2 separate regions of the Homo sapiens genome follow, and region 1 is linked to region 2. A link is a contact called in ENCODE Hi-C or POLR2A ChIA-PET data. All regions are on one chromosome and are shown on one strand. Each heading gives the region's core, a stretch centred on a gene start or an enhancer-like site at or near the end of the contact. The rest is flanking DNA. Distances are from core to core; before and after follow the strand shown. Region 1 has its middle 79 kb from the start of FBN1-DT. Region 2 has its middle 26 kb from the start of DUT-AS1.

Region 1 (6,000 bases), core at 3,040-5,539, 360 kb before region 2:
TCCACCCACCTCAGCCTCCCAAAGTGCTAGGATTACAGGCATGAGCCACCGTACCAGGCCTACCTTTACTACATTTAGATACAGAACAGGTAGTACCTTACTTTTCAAGTCCTCAGGGACATTTTGTGTTTTAAAAGTCTTTTTTCTCTATATACTTTTTCCATCATTGTTATATGTTGGTAGATGTTGGGTCCTTCCAAAGTGTAAACTTAGAATGCCATCAAGGACCTAAAGTCTGCTTTGTCATTAGCTCTGTGTCTTAGCTGTTTCTGTAGCCTGTCTGGGCCTCAGTGTTTGCTATTATTAAGGTTTAGGCATATGATTACCTAAAGATTCAGGTAAACCAGATTTAAAAGTATGTGAAGGCCGGGCGCGGTGGCTCACGCCTGTAATCCCAGCACTTTGGGAGACTGAGGCGGGCCCATCACCTGAGGTCAGGAGTTCAAGACCAGCCTAGTCAACATGGTGAAACCCCGTTTCTACTAAAAATACAAAAATTAGACAGGTGTGGTGGTGGGCGCCTATAATCCCAGCTACTCGGGAGGCTGAGGCAGGAGAATTGCTTGAACCTGGGGGGCAGAGGTTGCAGTGAGCCGAGATTGTGCCATTGCACTCCAGCCTGGATAAAAAAGCGAAACTCCCTCTAAAAAAAAAAAAAAATAAATAATAAAAAAAAAAGAGTACATGAAGAATAGTGAGATAGGTAAATTGAGGCTAGATCATGATCATGGATGGTCTTGGATGTCAAAGCCAAAGAATTCGAAATTTGGTTCATAGAAAAGGGAGAGTTGTTGAAGTTTTGGTAGCATGATTTAGAGAGATTAGGGAAGCCATATAATAGGAGGACTTGGAGGAACAGAGCAAACAGCCAAGGAACCAGGAGGACAATGTCCAAGGACAGTCAGGCAAGGAACAAGGCCAGAGCCAGGGTAGATGTGGTGGAAATGAAGAGGTGACAAGATTGAGAATATGACACACCCATGCTTCCAGGACCTACTGAGAAGGGATTTAGAGCCTGGGTGTTTGTGAAGATGACTCTGCTATCAACAGTACTGGAGAATCAAGACAGGGTGGATTGAAGGGACCATGCTCTCCCTTGAGTACTGAAGTGCACAGTCCTTTGGTGGGCACAGTCATGAGAACAACTAATTTACAGATGCTAACTTGATGATGAGCATTGTGCCAAGCACTTCACTAACTCCTTTAATCCTCACAACAGCTTTTTGAGTGAGGCTCTGTATAAGCACTTTATGGTTGGCTAAAATCAAGGCTTAGAGAAGATAAGTAATTTGTTCATGGTTAACACAAGCTTGCAGCAGGCAAAGCCAAAAGTTATACCCAAGTCTTTTTTTTTTTTTTTTTTGTCTATGAAGTATGTATTATTTTGGCAAGTGATTTTTTCCTTCCTAAGAATAAGATGAACATGTCCAAATGTTACCTGTGCCAACTTCACAGATACAGAAGTATCTAGTCTTCATTTCCTCAATGCCCCAATTAGATGGTTCTAGTAAACGAATCAATATAGTTAAAAAAAAAAAATACAGGTTCAACAAAAGAGCACCATCCTATTAGGGAACTGAGTAACATGTGAAAATGAAGTTGTCATTATAATCAAAATGTTGCCCAAATTCTAACAAACCCAAGCTGTTATACTAGTACATGGACGCAGTCCATAGTGTTAACCTAAAGAACTCTGGGACAAGAACATTATTTGAAAAATAAACTCCAAAATTATACCTGTAATAAATGGTGAGACAGACCAATTTTAAAGCACAAGTGACATGTTACACTGTATTGCTTCTTGAACTTTCCAAACAATGCTTGTCCATGTCAGGTTTGGGCCATTCTCCTGCTAAGACAGAGAGCATTGTATTTATTCAAAAGCCCAGATTTCAATATCTTGGATAAAGAAATCTTCCTTCTTAGAAAGTGTACGATTCCCAAACGTTTTACAAGAATGGCTTCTTGCATGGTAGAGATCTCCATCAAGCCAAAGGGCAAATTCTCCTCCTCCACCACCGAAAGCTAGTGAATCCATGTCTCCTTTGATAAAAAACATGTTATCTCCTGTCCACTTAAAGACCTCAAACTCTGGACAGAATGTAAAAACAAAGGTCTCTCCAGTACCATAAAAGCCATCACTCACTTTAAATGGCTCAGCTGCTAACGCACCAAAAACCTGTCCATCACTGTCTTTAATTACCATCAGCACTGGGGTGTCTAAACCTGTCATTGTTCGATAAAGAGTTTTCAAGCAAGCTTGTGCCATGTTTTCCAGTACCATAAACAAGAGTCCGTGGATAGCCAATTGTTCTTGGTGGAAGATGCTTGGTAAGCTTTTCAATTTGATCTGGCAGTAAACTTTTCATTTGAGAATAGGTTTAGGTTTACCAAAAAGTTGCAAAGATATACAGAGTCTCTATACCTCTCACCCAGACTCCTCTGTTGTTAATGTCTTACATCACTATGGTAACTTTTTCACAACTAAGGAACCAACATTACATTTAAATATAGATGTATTTTTTTTTTCTTGTGACGCTAGAGGCCATGGCTTTAATCCCTATACTGTCTTTATTTGGTTTGGCTTACAGGTGAGCTGGAATTTATTTTAAAGGGGAAAGTCCTTTTCTTTTTCCGCTCCTTCCACTTCCCCTCCATGCTTCCAAGCAGGAAAATGAGTTCAGCAGGCTCCTCCACATGTGAAATCAGTTTAACTTGCTTTCTCAGCAGGATGTAGACGAGCAATAGATCTTGCTCTTTAGCAGGGATTTATAGAATATGACATTATATGAAGATTATGCTGCAGCTAGAAATTTACCAACACAACAGGAAAGCCTGTAATATTATAGAACCACCTTTTGTAATTTTAAAATTCAACGAGTAATGGTTCATCTTAAAAGAAAAAAGATATTTAGAAATTTTCTAGTAGTAAATATGCGATTTTTAAATCTCTTGATATAATTGTAACAACTTTTCCCCTTAAGGACCAGACCAGGAAATTAATTAGAAATCAAAATAGTAAAACATCATTAAATAGAAACTTTGTTATTTTCGAAAGTAAGATAAATGAATTGGCTTCTTCCACAAAGGTCAGCAATAATTTGGAAACTTTGAGAACATGTTAAATCTTGTGCTCTTAAAAATGTTGTCTGATGAGTAAATTAAGTAGAATCAACAAAACTTTTAAAACTTATTTTTGGTTTTGGTTCAGGCATAGCCCTTGTCTGAAATATTTCCTCATTTCATTTCATAATTTTATCAATCATGTTGTATATAGAATGTACTGGATGAAATTCTGCTTCTTATATTTTCTTGACCCTGTGCTCTTACACAAACTGTTTCCCTAGGAACGGTTAATAAAAATTGAAACACCCTATTTCACCCTATTCAATAAAAGTTGAAATATCCTATCTGTGTAAGAGCACAGGGTGAACTCAATACATGTATTATCACAGTGACCCTGTAGCTGTCAATGATTTCATTGGCTACCAATTAGTTTTCCTGGAAAAGTTTTTAAAAATGTAGTCCAGTGTCGCAATCTACTCTGAAAGGTCTTCAAGATTATTCATTAAACATGACAATGGATCAGTTATCATATTAAGCCCTATACCTACACTTTTGTCTTAATCCTTCCAACAATTTTTCAAACTAGGTCTTATTATCCTCATTCTATAGATGAGAAAGAAGGGAAGGAACTTATGCAAAGAGTCTCATGTGGCTGAACAGGAGTCCAAGGAAGCCATAGAGTTACTGCAAGGTGAATATGAACTCATTTGCTGGCCATGCATTATCTACAAATGAAAACGACAATATATCTCCAGCATCAATATGGCATCGTTTTCAAACATATGTAGATGCCGTTGCTATCATTAATAAGAGGACTTTATACTAAAAACATTTCGGAGTTGCTGCACTGTTCTGAAAAATATCCTGTTAAAATTGGATCAGACCTGTACTGAATAGTTCAGATCTAGTTAGTACAAAGCAGACTTCTCAGGTTAGAAGAGGTAGTGACTAGGATCAAACTTTGACATCAAATATGTTGCATATCTTTATTCTGTCACCTACTGGTGAGCCTAGATTCCACATCTGGAAAATGGGAACATATAGTGGACACTATTGGTTATCTACCCAACGTTATTACCTACTTCTTCCTTGTTGGCAGACCAAGGGGGGCATAGCTGTCACTTCCCCTCATGACTCAGTTTCAACTCTGTTGCTGACTCCTGTTTGGCCTGAGTAATCCCAGTGGCCTCAATTCCTGTTACCGTGACTTGTTTAGGGATGGGCATATGACTCAGTTCTGGACAATGCCATATAAGGGAGAGGCTGCAGGGCTTGTAGAAAATGTTTCTTTCTAAAAAGTATTTTCTTCCACACTGGAAAGAGCTGACTTTAAATGACAAATGTGCAACTTCTAGATCAGTGGTTAGAGCCATTTTTTAGATGTTACTGTGTCTGGTTGTAACACCTGGATTTGCAGCAACCATCTTGCAACACTGTCTTCCAAATGAATAGCTGTTATTAATGTTATTCACAGAAACATAAAAGGCCTCAGGCATCTGGGAAGGACTGGCCTCACACATCATTCATAAGTAAACTCTTTGCTGGCCTCCTATAAACAAGGACATGTCAATTGTTACTTTAGGTCTACCGTCTTAAATCTAGCTCCTAAAACTAAAGCCGTTTGATTCCACACTGATTATGTTGCTTACAAGCTTATCTTCCAGATGCAGAGCAAGGACAAGACAACATCAGTCATCTCCTTCACCTATCAGAGACAACTGCATAATTGATTCATTCTTTTCTCCTTTTTTTCTCTTCAAACATTCATCTTATCTCTGTAAAATGTAGATTTACTGGGCACTAACTAAAGTCTCAAGAGAATATAACCATTCGCCTTACCTTCCCCCCTTCCTGCATGCCTATCTCCCTTTAAAGAAATATATAAATTCTAAAGCTCCTAAAAACCTCTTCAGGAAAACAGCCACAGATGTGCCTGTGGCTCATGTTTTCCCAGATGCGCCCTAAAACTGGTGTAATAAACCTCCATCGACTGAGACTTTTGCCTCAGTCTCTCATTTCGATTATCAGTTCAAATGAGAATTTTTGCAAAGGAACTTACACTAACTGGAAAATAGTATGGACTCAATAATCAATGTTAGCTCTGAGTGACAATGATAAGGTGGTGCTTTTAGTTTCTTCAAGCCCCTAAATCTGGTGTGAAATCTCCCCCACTAAACACTGTCATTTCTTCTATGTTGTTTAGTACTCAATAAAAATTGCACATGGATATATCAATCTAGGTCAATATAGGACAACACAAATTTGTGTTCCCAGAATGCTGGGAGGTTGAGAAAAACCTAAAACCAAGTTTTAAGAAAGGCACATTCTTTTCTTCCCTTCAGATAAAAATATATTTGGCCCATTCCTCCAAAAACTAAGCAATATTCCCATCTGGAGAGAGAAAAAAGATCTCACCTATTGAAAGCAAATTATCTTCCTCAAGTCACTTCCTGAATATACTGTAGGAAGTTTACTTTCAAAGTTCTCTTCCCTGGAACAAATCAGATTATTTACATGTATTTGCCTGCTCTGAAGAAAAAACACTTGAACACCAGAAGGAAGAAAATCTGTACTTGCTCAAAGTCAAAATACCAAAGAATAAAGAAAGAGGTCTCCTTAGGAGAAATGAAAAGTTTTGTTCTTCTTGGAAGAAGTCTTCAAATATTTTAGAGCAAAATATATACAGGTATGAGTATTGGTATGGACACTAGAAGATTAAAAAAAGACCTCAAAAAATAAACATGTTTTGGCTTTAGTCCTTCAGAGTAATTAACATGTTGCTGTAGCTGACAAAATTTGTGGCCAGATAGAAACCTGCTAGTTGAAAAATTTGGAATCCTGTAGCCTCCCATCTCTGCCTAAGATCAAGGCCAAACATCTGCTCTCCTCCCACTTCCTGAGCCCTCAGCCTGTTTAGAGGAGTTGGGTCAGTTG
Region 2 (6,173 bases), core at 449-2,948:
AATGTGCTTTTAAAAAATTAGGTTCTATTAAAGAAAAAATGATTCCTTTATTTAAACAAGGCAATCTGTACCTACAAGGGGCTACACCTACAACTTCTAGAGGCCTATGAAAACCACCAGTGGAAACCACATGTGGAAAAAAATAGGTGCTGGGCTAGTTAAAATGCTAATACAATTTCAAGTATTACTGTATTTTTTTTCTAAAAAGGAAGACAACACAATAGTGTTTTGAAAACTATAGTATAGGAAAGTATATGTGTTATATGTGTGTGGTATAAATGAAATAAATCTTGATAATACAATTTAAGTCTCCTTGGATTTGGCTCTGAAAAAGAAATACTTAATGACAATGAATAATTAAAGGAAGTTTGAATGACAGGTCTAAGAAAAAATATTTTTTTTTGAGACAGGATCTCATTCTGTCACCCAAGTTGGAGTGCAATGGTGTGATCTCGGTGCACTGCAGCCTCGAACTCCTAGGCTCAATTGATCCTCCCACCTCAACCTCCTGAATGGCTGGGACTATAGGCTACAGGCATGCACCATCATGCCCAGCTAATTTTTGGTAGAGATGGGTTTTCACCATGTTGCTCAGGCTGAAAATCTTAAATTAAGCTTATAGTTCTGTGTTTCAGACATTTTGAGAAAAAATATTCCATACTAGAATGATGAATGTATCTTTTTAGTCCTCAGCTTTTTCTTTGTTACTGCCTATACATCACAGGCTCTTTATTAGAACTATATTTCTAGCCAATGATAAAAAACAAAAAACTACTAGTTGGTGGTACTTTTATCAAATTCCATTTGCTGCAGATATTTAGATTTTTGTTAGCCAAGACTTTCAGAACTACTGCTATGTGATTATAAGAATTTATTCATGACACCTTCAAATCAACACAATCTATTTTCTTCAGATTCTAATTAGTTATCAATATTTCAAAATTAATATTTAGCAGTTGTCAATCTTTAAATGCAAGAGATGTTTACCATGATTTTATTCTCATAATGTCCACATTATTGAAAAATAAACCAAAAGATAAGAGAAAAATGCTAGCAAATGGCTAGCTACCTTAAAAAAAGGAGGTGCATTTGATTGAGACTTTTGATTTTGATGGTTCTTATCTTATAGAATCCATTTCAGAACTAAATAGACCTAGGTATATAAGGATGAGGCAACAAAGATATTTCTTCCATTCTGTGACTTGGAATAGCCATACTCCACTCACATACAATGTGTTTTGGTTTGAAAATATGTTTTCAAAAATATGAATTACTAGACAGAACATGATAAAAGCTCTGTGTCTTCATATAGCTAGGCCAGTTTGAGAAATTATGTAAGTTTAGTAGCAGCAAAATGTTCACCAAGTATTCATTGGTTTAATATTTTTAGTAGCTTATTAAAAAAAGCTATTTCTATTTGTTTATTTGTGATGTTTGGGAAATAAACATGCTGATAATTCTTTCGTAAGATACTTTTTAAGATTGAGACCCCATGAGGTACCGAAAAAAGCATTCACTTCTCTCACACTTGAGGTCACAAATTTTTGCAAGTCAAAAATGTTGGCCATGCCAAAAACATCATGCTGCACACTACCAAATAAAAGAACACTGTTATTCTTACAAGGAAAGGTTTGACAAGACAGGAAATAGGCAGGGTCAGAGAGGTTTACTTAATACGGAGACTCATTTAACCATCATGAAGCCAAAATACAATGACAGTTAAAAAAAATAAACAAATAGCTGTTACACAAAACAAAACCCCAGGATACATGGTCTCTACTGGAACTGATTATTAGAGTTTTAGCAAATACAGGAAGTGGATAACCCCAGAGAACCCTCACAACATTTCTAGACGTCTTCTCCATTTACTTTTGTCACATGCGCTTTACTGAGATAATGAAGATTAAAACAGTTTTGATTTGTGGGTAGAAATTTGAACAAAGAAGGATTGATCTTAAAATGCTGCAAGTAACCTCATTAAAGGGCAATCATTTTAAAAGTCACATTCTCCTAAAAATGGGGAAGGAGGAGGAAGAAAAAAATGAAAGATAGGAAAAATCTAGCTGTTCATTACAATTTTCCATTTTTGTTTAAACACAGCAGGAGGGCAAAGCTGCTGGCTTCTCTGGTCCTTACAAATGCCAGGAGAGATTATACAAACCCTGCAACCACCCAAATCTTATTTAAAGTTAAAATCATTGTTCTCATCTAATGACTTTTGCCTGCTTTCACTCAAATATTGCAGCATTTTGTTTTCTGCCAGCTTGGACCCATTGAGAATTGTAGACTTATAATTGCAGATAAACTATGAAAAAACAAAAACAAAACAAAAAAACTACCTTTTACAAAAAAGCAAACATCAAGTGACATCTAGTGGTTGCTAGATACTATTTCCTAAGGCCTCTAGATAGCAGTATTTTCAACAACATATTGTCTTAATGTTGGTTATAATTTTTGTTTCCCACATACAGCCTCGGTCTTTTTTTAAGACAGAAACGCATCTGATAAAGATAGTAAAGTTGCCATTTTCTTTTCTCAAAGAAAAATTCTTTTTCTATTAGAATATAAATAAGGAAATAGCTATAACTCATGCTATCTGCATGCAAAAAAAGTTCGCAGTCTATCCCATATTAAACTTATTTGGGCAATTATCAACTGTCTAGATGCATCTTAAGAGAAGATGACATTTCAAATCCCAAATTCCTCTGTTTATCTATCATCTTTTGTTTTGTTTTGCTTTTTGAGACGGAGTTTTGCTCTTGTTGCCCAGGCTGGAGTGCAATAGCGCAATCTCAGCTTATTGCAACCTCCGCCTCCCTGGTTCAAGTGATTCTCCTGCCTCAGCTTCCCAAGTAGCTGGAATTACAGGCGCCCGCCACCATGCCTGGCTAATTTTTTTGTATTTTTAGCAGAGATGTGGTTTCACCATGTTAGCCAGGCTGGTCTTGAACTCTTGATCTCAGGTGATCCACCTGCCTCGGCCTCCCAAAGTGCTGGGATTATAGGCGTGAGCCACTGCGCCTGGCCTATCTATAATCTTAAAGGCATTATTAACTTGATAAAATTAAATTTAGTTCAATTGTTGTCCATATTTTTCTTTCCCCCACCTTGAGAACGCTACAGGGTAATTTTGCAAGAATCTAGGTCCACTTTTTACAATTTTTGCTAGTTACACCACAAGTTGTTAAAGAATAGTAACTTAAACAAGGCTACGTAGACATCAGCTGCAAACCTAATTGGGATTGGAATTGCTTAACAACGCTCCTTCAGTGATTTCATGTTTCTGAAAGGCGCCGTAGAAAATAAATGCCTTGCATTGATGTCTTGAAACTGCATTTGTGAAAGAGACAGAAAAGGAAATTATTGACTGAGAAATTGAAAGATGGTGTTTAAATTTAGTATTTTCTTTCCTTGCAAGGAAAGGAAACTTGGAAAATGCAACTGTAACCCAAAGGCCAGCTGTCTGGCTGTCCCCAAGTCTTCCAGTCTTCCAGAGTCACTCTTCATTTTAATAACAGCACACACACACACACACACACACACACACACACAGACACACACACTACTATATAAAACTCCCATCTGACTTCTATGGAAGAACTAGCATCCCTTCACCTCCAATCTTTTCAAGGATTCTCAGGAGCTCTGCTTATTCTTAATCTCGGCTGCGCATCAGGCTTCTCACTACTTTTTCTTCACCCATTTTGGCCCAGATGCAAACTCTTTTGCTTTTAGTCCCCCTCTAAAGTCCCACTGACACTAAAGGAGTGGATTTGACTGAAGTTTGGGTAATAAGAGGGGAGCTACCGTACAGATAGCTCGGAAAACAGATTAAAATGTAATCTGTGAAGTGATACAATGTCTGGGATTTGTTTCAAAATAATTCACTGGGGGTTGGGAGTGGGCAAGTAGGTAGGGATACGGAAGAAACAAAATCAGCTATGAGAGGATCATTGTTAAAGCTGAGTGATGATTACACGGGGTTCATTATACTTCTCATTCTGCTTTTGTATATGCTAGAAATTTCCATAATATAAATTTAGAAGAAGTGTCTTGGCACTCCTTGATGCAGGAAATTTCTCACTGGTCCTTTCTCTGATTAGCCTCCTACCATATTTTGGCGTTCCTGCCCCCTGCTAACCACCCCTGCCACCAACTCCTGAGTCCCTCACATCTCTCTGCCTCTCCTTCTCAGCCTGCCCAAACAAGCCCTTGAGCTCTGAGATCCTACTCTAACATTTGAGTAGCCCATCAGAATGGCTTGCTGACTCCCTAAAAATAAAGAGACCAGTTTTCACCCTAAGAGTAAATTCTGCCCCTAGGTTTACAATACCTCATTCAGGTAAAAGGAACACAACTAGAATAGCACCTGGTGTATATAGCACTTAAAAAATGTTAGCTCTCTTCCTTTTATTATTTGTATTCTAATTTAAGTTATGAAAATCAATTCTAAAATTTGGACACAGATAATTATATTAGAACAAAGCAGTTTAAAAGATGATACTCTGGCTGGGCGCGGTGGCTCACGCCTGTAATCCCAGCACTTGGGAGGCCGAGGCGGGTGGATCACTTGAGGCCAGGGATTTGAGACCAGTCTCGCCAACATGGTGAAACCCCGCCTCTACTAAAAATACAAAAATTAGCCAGGCATGGTGGCGGACACCTGTAATCTCAACTACTCAGGAGGCTGAGGCAGGAGAATCTCTTGAACCCAGGAAGCAGAAGTTGCAGTGAACCGAAATCGTGCCACTGCACTCCAGCCTGGGCAACAGAGCAAGACTCTGTCTCAAAAAAAAAAAAAAAAGGTGATACTCTATGCCTACGAAGTAAAATGTGGCAGGCAGATGATTATTTTGCCTTCTAAACAAGAGATGTTCAATATAGACACAAATAAAACTATCTTTAAGTAATAATATTAATACGTATTTTCTCTCCCAACCACACTACAGTAGCCAAAAGGCTAAGCAGTTCTCACAGCCCCTGCTCATCAGAGGTGACCTAGAAGGCTGAGGAATCTGAACTCCCAGATGAGCTGTACTGGGGGAGAGGGCGGTGCAGGGGGTGGAACCTAGCGTGAGTACCCAGCCTCTCTTCTACCTTCGTCAGCATCAACTGGCAACAGCTCCTTTCACTTCACTTTGTCTACTTTGGCCTAGAAAACACAGGCTTTGCTTAGTGCAGCTCTGAAGTCAGCTGAGGTTAATGTTCAAACCCCACAGAAGGTGTGCGTCTGAAGAAAGGAAGTGAAGTTTCGTAAGGGAAAGGATTTTTTGTTTCAAAATATGTGTGGGGAAATAATAAGAGAATTCATCTGGATAATTATGTTAACAATACAAGGTAGAAACTGCATGTTGTCCATATTTCACATTCCCAGGAGGGAGAACAGAGATTCAGAGATTTGGGGTGCGATAAAGTAGCCGTGGCTTTTGCAGCCTCATGCCAAACACATCTGAGCAAGGGACACAGAAAAGTGGATGTGTTACCGCTGGCCTGTGCCATTGTCCCCAAACACACATGAGACAATGTCAGCACTTACTTCTAGCTCTAAATTGAAAAAACACTTCCTCTCTTTCTGCGAGCACCATTTTCCCTCCCACTCACCCCTGGAGTCTGACACAGTTTCCATTCCAAGGAGACCGGGTAATGATTCCAAGGAGAAAGGGTAACATACTTCAGCAAAAGAGCTGGCGGACAGTGTGAGACGGGCGCAGGGATCAGTTTAGGCTGAAATGAATTAGGAAACATTTTTAACTTGCCCTTTGAAGTTTTTATTGCCTTATCATCAAACGACTTCTCTTCTTGGGCTGTATATTGATTTTTCTGACTATGAAAAAGTGTTTCATCTCTTCTATGATAATCAAACAGTCTCAGTCAACAGCACCTTCTTTTTTCTAAACCATATTATTTCACTATTACACAATTATCCTACACTCCTCATCTGACAGGAACCTCATACAGCATTAGTCTTTTTCTAATATTATTTTCCCTAACATCCTCATTCCAAACATTTCCATTTCAAACATGTAGCTGCAGGGCATTATATCATTATTTGCCTTTGCTCTCATCGAAGTATATTTTATGAGAGCTTCCTGTCATTTATCCTGATCTATGCTACTATTTGTCAAAGCATCACCTCTGCTTCTCTGTCTGCTTCTCTAAGATGCCAGAAAAAA

The links. A loop is a pair of places that touch in the nucleus more often than their neighbours do. ChIA-PET counts read pairs that join two places held with the same protein, here RNA polymerase II (POLR2A). Pooled maps may share reads with other maps.
Region 1: a map of endothelial cell of umbilical vein shows a loop between it and region 2 (2.8-fold over the local background). The contact joins two enhancer-like sites. A Hi-C loop is called at or near these places in 2 of 168 maps with a recorded cell type or tissue (PC-3 and endothelial cell of umbilical vein), 2 of 37 single-sample maps with no recorded cell type and 5 of 50 pooled maps. POLR2A ChIA-PET finds 5 or more read pairs at or near these places in 1 of 52 experiments (GM10248).

The regions. Positions count from the first base shown.
Region 1 is chr15:48,721,705-48,727,704 of GRCh38, reverse strand. It overlaps the pseudogene LOC645405. Among named protein-coding and RNA genes, the nearest start is that of FBN1-DT, 79 kb to the right of the region's middle. Within about 2 kb of position 4,289, at least 3 of the 41 ENCODE cell types and tissues checked have a DNase peak (open chromatin) inside an H3K27ac peak, as active enhancers do.
Region 2 is chr15:48,354,521-48,360,693 of GRCh38, reverse strand. No RefSeq gene overlaps it. Among named protein-coding and RNA genes, the nearest start is that of DUT-AS1, 26 kb to the right of the region's middle. Within about 2 kb of position 1,698, at least 3 of the 41 ENCODE cell types and tissues checked have a DNase peak (open chromatin) inside an H3K27ac peak, as active enhancers do.